Linked DNA regions of Homo sapiens: all the other regions are linked to region 2. A link is an interaction called in ENCODE POLR2A ChIA-PET data of the cell type or tissue named here. Cell type or tissue: MCF 10A. All regions are shown on one strand.

Region 1 (2,500 bases), 52 kb after region 2:
AAACATCATATGGCATGTGCTAGTAGGTGGCACATGCACGACTGTCAATAAAAGTGATGTTCTAGTGACCTCAGGCTGCACCCAACCCAAATGTGCATCAACAGTAGAATGGAATTATAATGACAGTGTGATAACCATAGCAAAGAGCCAAGAACACGAAAAAATAACAGCTGTGCACAGTGCTGTGAGTGAATCTATGAATCTCATAAATGTAATGTTAAACAGAAAATGCAAGATTGGAGAGAAGACCTACGTAAACTCCAAATACAGGTACAACTATACTACATATGTAGTAGAACTAAAAGAAACAGCTACCATAAAAGTCAGATATTACATAGCATAAGAGAAATCAAGAAACTACAGCTACATAAAACAAGGAGAAGACAGGTCCCAACATTACACACCTCAATAAAACACCCAGTTAAAACTCTACTCACTGGGCCTGGTGGCTCATGCCTATAATCCCAGCACCTTGGGAGGCCAAGGCTAGCAGATCCCTTGAGCCCAGGAGTTCTATACCAGCCTGAGCAACATAGTGAGACCCCATCTCTAATAAAAATACAAAAAATTCACCAGGTATGGTGGCATGCACTTGTAGTCCTAGCTACTCGGGAGGCTGAGATGGGAGGATCACTTGAGCCTGGGAGGTCAAGGTTGCAGTGAGCTGTGATTGCACCACTGTACTCCAGCCTGGGCGACTGGGCAACTGTCTTAAAAAACAAACAAACAAACAAAAACCCAACAAAGACTGTCTCAAAAAACAAACAAAAAACCCCCAACAAACTCTACTTAGTTTTATTTTTGCTTAAATCTTTAATAAAAGGGAAAGCCAGGCACAGTGGCTCATGCTTGTATCCCCGCTGTGGGAGGATCACTTGAGCCGAGGAATTTGAGACCAGCCTGACCAACAAAGTGAGACGCTGTCTCAAAAAAAAACAAATAAAAAAAAACAAATAATTAAAATGTAAAAATAAAAAACTAGCTGGGCATTTACCATTGTGGCAAGAGGGTGGTCTAAGCCCAGGAGGCCGAGGCTACAGCGAGCCATATTTGTACCACTACAATGCAGTGTAGGTAGCAGAACAAGATCCTGTCTCATAAAATAGTAACAGAATTAAAAAAAAAAAAAAAACGACTAACTCTATTAATCTAAAAACAAGAAAAAACAACAGCAAGCTTGGAAAGGCAGTTGCCAGGTAACAGCCACCTCTGGTACACTGAGGGTGAAATTAAGCCCAGCTCAAATACATACAGCACTTCTTTCAGGCGAATGTGTAAGGAAAAGTATCATTCTTCAAAACAGCAGGTTTAAAGGACACCTACGGCTTTTAACTTGTAAATATATTGCATGCAGTGCACCATGGTTATGCAAATGAAGCTGAGTCATTGCCCTATAGATTAATGCCGTAGCTCCCAAGCATGGCTGCAGCCTGCAAGGTAGGGAAAAGGCCCAGTCCAGAGTCCACCCGGGAAACTCAACCAATTTGTTTTGTTCACCGATGCCCTGACTGTGATTTCTTTTGGATAAAGGATTTCTTGAATGCTTTCAAAAATGACGTCCAAGCGCTACATTTGACATAAGAGAAGGTTCACAATATAATGTTAAATGAAATATAAAAGGCAATTTACAAAAATATTTAATACGATTACACTTTTTCTTCCAAAAATGCCCGTGTATGTGTGTGTTGGGCATGCTTTTGTGTTACCGGTGGAGGGTGTCCACGTTCTTGGCGTTTTGAACAAAGAATTGGACAAAACGCACAAAGCAAGGAAAGAATGAAGCAACAAAAGCAGAGATTTACTGAAAACAAAAGTACATTCCACAAGGCTGGAGCAGGCCTAGTACAGGGGCTCAAGAGCCCCAGAATTTTCTGGAATTTAAATACCCTCTAGGGGTTTCCCATTGGTTACATGGTGTACACCCTATGTAAATGAAATAGCGGCCTGCAATCAGTCTGTTTGGTTGTGGAAAGCAACCAATCAGAGGATGAAGTGTAGTTACAAAGTTACACTCACTCCTATGCAAACGTCTGATTGGCTACAGAAAGCAACCAATCAGGCTGGGCGTGGTGGTTCACGCCTGGAACCCCGGCACTTTGGGAGGCCAAGGCGGGTGGATCACCTGAGGTCAGGAGTTTGAGACCAGTCTGGCCAACATGAGGAATTATCTCTACTAAAAATAAAAAATTTAGCTGGGCGTGGTGGCACGTGCCTGTAATTCCAGCTACTTGAGAGGCTGAGGCACAAAAATCGCCTGAACCTGGGAGGCAGAGATTGCAGTGAGCCAAGATCGTGCCACTGCACTCCAGCCTGGGCCACAGAGGTAGACAACTTCCCCACCCCCCTAAAAAAAAAAAAAAAAAAAAAAGAAAGAAAGAAAAGAAGGCAACCAATCAGAAATGCTTTCAATTTTCCATCTGCCGCACAGAAAGGTGGGGTGGGGGTGGGGTGGATTTGCAAAGGGAGTAGTTTACAATCCTTTTGTTATTTACCTGTGGAA
Region 2 (2,500 bases):
GGTAGTTTCAGTTTTGCAAGATGAAGTTCTATTTTTCTTTTTTCTTTTTTTTTTTTTTTTGAGAATGGACTCTGCAACCTCTGCCTCCCGAGTTCACGCCATTCTCCTGCCTCAGCCTCCCTAGTAGCTGGGACTACAGGCGCCCGCCACCACGCCCGGCTAATTTTTTTCTATTTTCAGTAGAGACGGGGTTTCACCGTGTTAGCCAGGATGGTCTCGAACTCCTGACCTTGTGATCCTCCCGCCTCGGCCTTCCAAAGTGCTGGGATTACAGGCGTGAGCCACCGCACTCGGACTATTTTTCATTCTTTTAATTGCAAGATGAAGAGTTCTGAAGATTGATTGCTCAACAATGTAAATGTACTTAACAGTACTGAATTGTACACTTAGAAACGGTTAAGATGGTAAATCATATTAAGATGGTAAATTTTGTGTATTTTACCACAATTAAAATTTTGTAATTTCACAATTCCTTAATTTTATCAACTACCCAGTGTCCAAATTTCCAGTTCTTATAATAAGTATCATACTATTTTTTTCAATGTGTTTGCTGAATTAGGATCCTAATAAAATGCACAAGGGGCCATGTGTTACATCTCTTAAGTCTTTTTTAATCTATAGGTTCCCCACCACACTCCTCTCTTCCTTGCAATTTATTTGAAGAAACAAGGTTGTCTGTCCTGTGGCTTCTCATAGTCTAGATTCTGCTGACAGCATCCCATTGTGTTGTTTAACACCTTATTCTGTCCTCTTATTCCCTGTTGGGCTTGGCGGCTTTGGGTTAGTTTTGAATTGGGCTCAGGAGGAGGCTAAAGACATCCAATTCTGCGGGAACGCAGCCCTGCGGGACCTGAAAAGGCGAGACTAAGTCACCAGCCAAGCTGCCTAGAGGCAATCTTAAAATGGGACTGGCTAGGACTGTGACAAAGACACCGTCCACATGCCTACTAGGTCAGTCACCTACAAAGCTGGCGAATGAGGAAAAGAGGGAAGGCAGGGCTACGCTGGGAAAGCTCTTTGTCCCCTATCCACGCGCACAAAACAGTTGTCACAACTGACGTCACCAGGGGCGGAGCCTTTGGACGGAAGTGACGCTTGCGCGGCCGCGGCGGAGTCGTCATAGAGGCGGGGCTGCGGCGGCTGCGGTGTTCCTCCGACTTCCGGACATCTCCCTGGGAGTCGCGCAGAGTGGAGTCAAAGGCAACCAGTGCTCGCTGCGGTCTCTGGGGATCGGGACCGCGGCGGCGGCCCGCGAGCGGGATGTTCCGGGGCTTGAGCAGTTGGTTGGGCTTGCAGCAGCCGGTGGCAGGCGGTGGGCAGCCCAATGGAGATGCTCCACCCGAGCAGCCGTCCGAGACGGTGGCTGAGTCTGCGGAGGAGGAGCTGCAGCAAGCGGGAGACCAGGAGCTCCTCCACCAGGCCAAAGACTTCGGCAGTGAGTCTACCCTGGCTCTGGGACCGGGAAGGGGGGGGCGCATTCCTCCTCTGGGACGGCCCTGGGGCGCGGGCCCGACTGGCTGGGGGATGAGGGGGCCGAGGTGGGAGGCAGGGGAGGAAGATGTGTCTGTCGGTCAGTCCTCTCCGGGTCGGGAGAGATTGGTGAGGATCTGGACGAGGCCAGAGCTTCATCTAGCAGTCAGGTCCTGTCCCTGAAGTTCCTGGTGACAAGTCTACAAAGTTTGCAGACATTGGAATCAGGTATGCAGTCAAGCAGTGTGACCCGACGTCTTCAGGTTTGACAAGGAATCTTTTTTGTTCAACTCGAAAACCTTCATTTACACCCCCCAGATCGGGGATAGTTGGCGAGCTTGAATTGGTTGAAAAAATAATTTTTTGCCCCTAGGTCAGAACGTGTTGTCTGAAGTAAACTGACAGTTACTGAATGTCAATGTCTGCCCCGGTCAAATGCTTTTTAGGTACAGAGACCTTTTTCCTTAAGGAGGGAGAGAAAATGCCAACTGTCTGCTATACGCAAGTTGCAGTACTAGATGTTTTATGAAAGATATCCCATTTCATCTGTTAAACACCCCCAGTGAGTTGGGGGAACAAGCCCAGAGTTATTGGGCCAAAGTTATACTGATAGTGAGTGGTAGAAGTGGAATTTGAGCTTCGATCTTTCTCATTTTAAAGCCCGTGCTCTTTCCAAGTTTACAGTCTACAGGGGTTGGGGGACAGGTGATAATAGACGTGGAGTAAACACATGCTGTAGTAATTCTCATTTCTGGAGAGACCATGGTGGGCTTCAGTGATCACAGAAAGCATCTTTGAGGCCGGATATGGTGGCTCAGGCCTGTAATCCCAGCACTTTGAGAGGCTGAGGTGGGCGGATCATGAGGTCAGCAGTTCGAGACCAGCCTGGCCAACACGATGTAACCCCGTCTCTACTAAAAATACAAAAAATAGCCGGGCGTGGTGGCGGGCACCTGTAATCCCAGCTACTCAGGAGGCTGAGGCAGGAGAATCGCTTGAACTGGGGAGGTGGAAGTTGCAGTGAGCTGAG
Region 3 (2,500 bases), 88 kb after region 2:
TCTACTAAAAATACAAAAAATTAGCTGGATGTGGTGGTGCGCGCCTGTAGTCCCAGCTACTCGGGAGGCTGAGGCAGGAGAATTGCTTGAACTCGGGAGGCGGAGGTTGCAGTGAGCCGAGGTCGTGCCACTGCACTCCATCCTGGGGGACAGAGCGAGACTCTGTCTCAAAAAAAAAAAAAAAAAAAAAATTAGGCGTGGTGGCACACGCCTGTAGTCCCAACTACTCAGGAGGCCGAGGCAGGAGAATCGCTTGAACCCGGGAGGTGGAGGTTGCAGTGAGCTGAGATAGGGCCACTGCACTCCAGCCTGGGTGATGGAGCGAGACTCTGTCTTAAAACAAACAAAACAAAAACAAACCACAAAATTAAAAAACAACAAACTAACTCCAATTCCTTAAATAATCACTTCAAATTATTTGAAGCTGTCCCTACCCCCAAATTAGACATGTCTTACCTCCCTAAATCCCAGAGTTAATCCCTGCTAAAAATTCTACGTATCTTTCATGATGTTTTCTGAATGCATATTGGTATTTCTAGTGTGCTGTGTATTTTTAGACATTTAATTTAGATTTATTTTGTAACTGCGTCAGAGATCTGTTTGACTTTGAACTTGCATTTTCCAAAGCTGATTTATAAAGTGAGGGAAACAGTGTAATAGAGAGAACATTGACTCTTGAGTTTGGTGGACCTGGTTTTGAATTTTCCCAGCCCCTTTTACTGATTTTAATATGATTTTGAGCGAGTTACTTAATCTCGTCAAGTCTCATTTTCTGTACCTGGGAACAATAAGGCCTGTATCTCAGTGAGGCAGGGAAGGTTAAATGGGGTCACTTTGAGAATACCTCACACAGTGTCAGCCTGAGGTGCTAAAGGTTCCCTTTACTTATTTGATAAGTTCCTCCTAGACTGGGAATCTGAGGCAAGCTAAGGATGTCTGTCTAGGAAAATGCAGAAATACACACAACTTTTCCCAACTGCTCCCTCTGAAGGTCCACTCTAGCTCTTGCTGGCAAGGACTGGGTAATTTGTGTCCTCTGCATATGCCTGGCCCTGGTCAAAGGTGTTTGAGCTCATGTGAGCAAGCAGTAGTTGAAATAATTAGGAAGTGAATGTGGGTGTTGGTAGAAGGGAAAGAAACCTAAAAATTTTTTTTTCCTTCTGGTTTTAATTTCCATGTTCTTAGTTTTGAATGTTTTGATCCAAAAAGCTATTACAAGTAGTTGATGAATGCAGAGTACTTCCTCATGTTCATTTGCAAAAATTTCTATGATAGTTGTTCTTTGCTCCTGTCATTTATTATTGATAAACTGGTGACCTCCCATTTTGAAGGCATCTCTTGGTCAGTTAGTGAGTCCTCTTAGCTCCAAGTATTGAGACAGTGGAAGGAAGATTGCGAAATATATCCTTTGACCGGAGGGGAGTGGCTAGGGTGAGGGATTATTCGTGTTTAAGGCTCTTGTAAACAAACACTTGTAGCACAGTGTTGTGCTTCTCTAAAAGGTACACATGCTGCTCACAAGATGCAGATGTCATAGCTTTTGTGTCTTGATTTTCTGCAGGGAAGGGTTCTAATAGAAATCCATCTGGAAACTACTCAGTGTTGGTTTCATTTTCATTTGAGATTGGAATTTAAATAAATATTTCCTCCCCTTTTGTTTTTCCAAATAAGGCACTATATTAGAGCTCTTCATTTTGCTGTTAAAAAACATGTTAAAGCTCTTGTAAAGGTAACTCATGGCACCTAACTTAAAAGGTGAAAACACGCCTGCTGTGAAAGTCTTGTCCCCACTCACCCAGTTTGTCTCCAGTAATGTTTCTTTGTGTCCGGCCAGAGATTGGATATACTACTCTGCTCATACATTTATACCTCCTCAAGCCTCATATCATGGCATATGGTATGTGCTACAGGGTATTTTGCTTTTTCCCTTATTAACGTGTCCTTACCAGTAATTATATAACCACCTTATTCTTTTTTTTAACAGTATGGTACTCAATTGGATGGATGTACAGCAGTTTATTCATCCGGTCTATTATTTATTGATATTTAGGATATTTCTGAATTTTTGCTACCATAAATAATGCTGCATAAATAACCTTATGTATTATGTCATTCACAAATGCACTGGTATATGTGTAGGAAAAACTGGTAAGAAATGAATTTGCTGGATCAAAGCATATGTGACTTGATGTTTTCTCCCTCCAACATCTTATGAAAAATTTCAAAGCTACTGCAAAGTTTATACTAAACATCAATTTTGCCACCACCTAGATTTTACCTTTGACATTTTACTCTGGTTGCTTTTTCAGTTATCCATTTATCTGTCCCTTCACCCATGAAGCCATCAGAAGTACATTATGTGCTAAGTTTTAGCAAATGCATGCAGCTCTGTAACTGAAATCCCCATCAAGATACAGAGCATTACCAACACCCTAGAGGTTCCCTTGTGCTGCTGGTTCCCAGTCAGTCCCTTCCCCGACTGGACTCCTTGGTGGTTAAG

Evidence for each region. ChIA-PET counts read pairs that join two places held together with the same protein. Peaks named below come from ENCODE experiments on the same cell type or tissue, not always from the same donor. Only the 100,000 strongest peaks of a DNase experiment are listed, where the experiment ranks them.
Region 1: POLR2A ChIA-PET joins it to region 2 with 13 read pairs; 20 of 35 experiments call an interaction of 5 or more read pairs at or near these places.
Region 3: POLR2A ChIA-PET joins it to region 2 with 11 read pairs; 6 of 35 experiments call an interaction of 5 or more read pairs at or near these places.

What each region holds. Positions count from the first base shown.
Region 1 is chrX:16,770,680-16,773,179 of GRCh38, forward strand. No RefSeq gene overlaps it. Among named protein-coding and RNA genes, the nearest start is that of TXLNG, 15 kb to the right of the region's middle. RefSeq lists enhancers at 799-1,324, 1,325-1,850. In MCF 10A, no CTCF peak of the experiment used is centred here; DNase peaks (open chromatin) are centred at 1,142 and 1,322.
Region 2 is chrX:16,718,465-16,720,964 of GRCh38, forward strand. It overlaps SYAP1 (synapse associated protein 1), which reads left to right and starts at 1,148. Exons shown (of 9, transcript NM_032796.4): 1 at 1,148-1,435. The coding sequence starts at 1,261. RefSeq lists an enhancer at 958-1,017. In MCF 10A, no CTCF peak of the experiment used is centred here; a DNase peak (open chromatin) is centred at 1,117.
Region 3 is chrX:16,806,748-16,809,247 of GRCh38, forward strand. The region is part of intron 1 of TXLNG (taxilin gamma); the gene reads left to right. Among named protein-coding and RNA genes, the nearest start is that of TXLNG, 22 kb to the left of the region's middle. In MCF 10A, a CTCF peak has its summit at 953; a DNase peak (open chromatin) is centred at 1,404.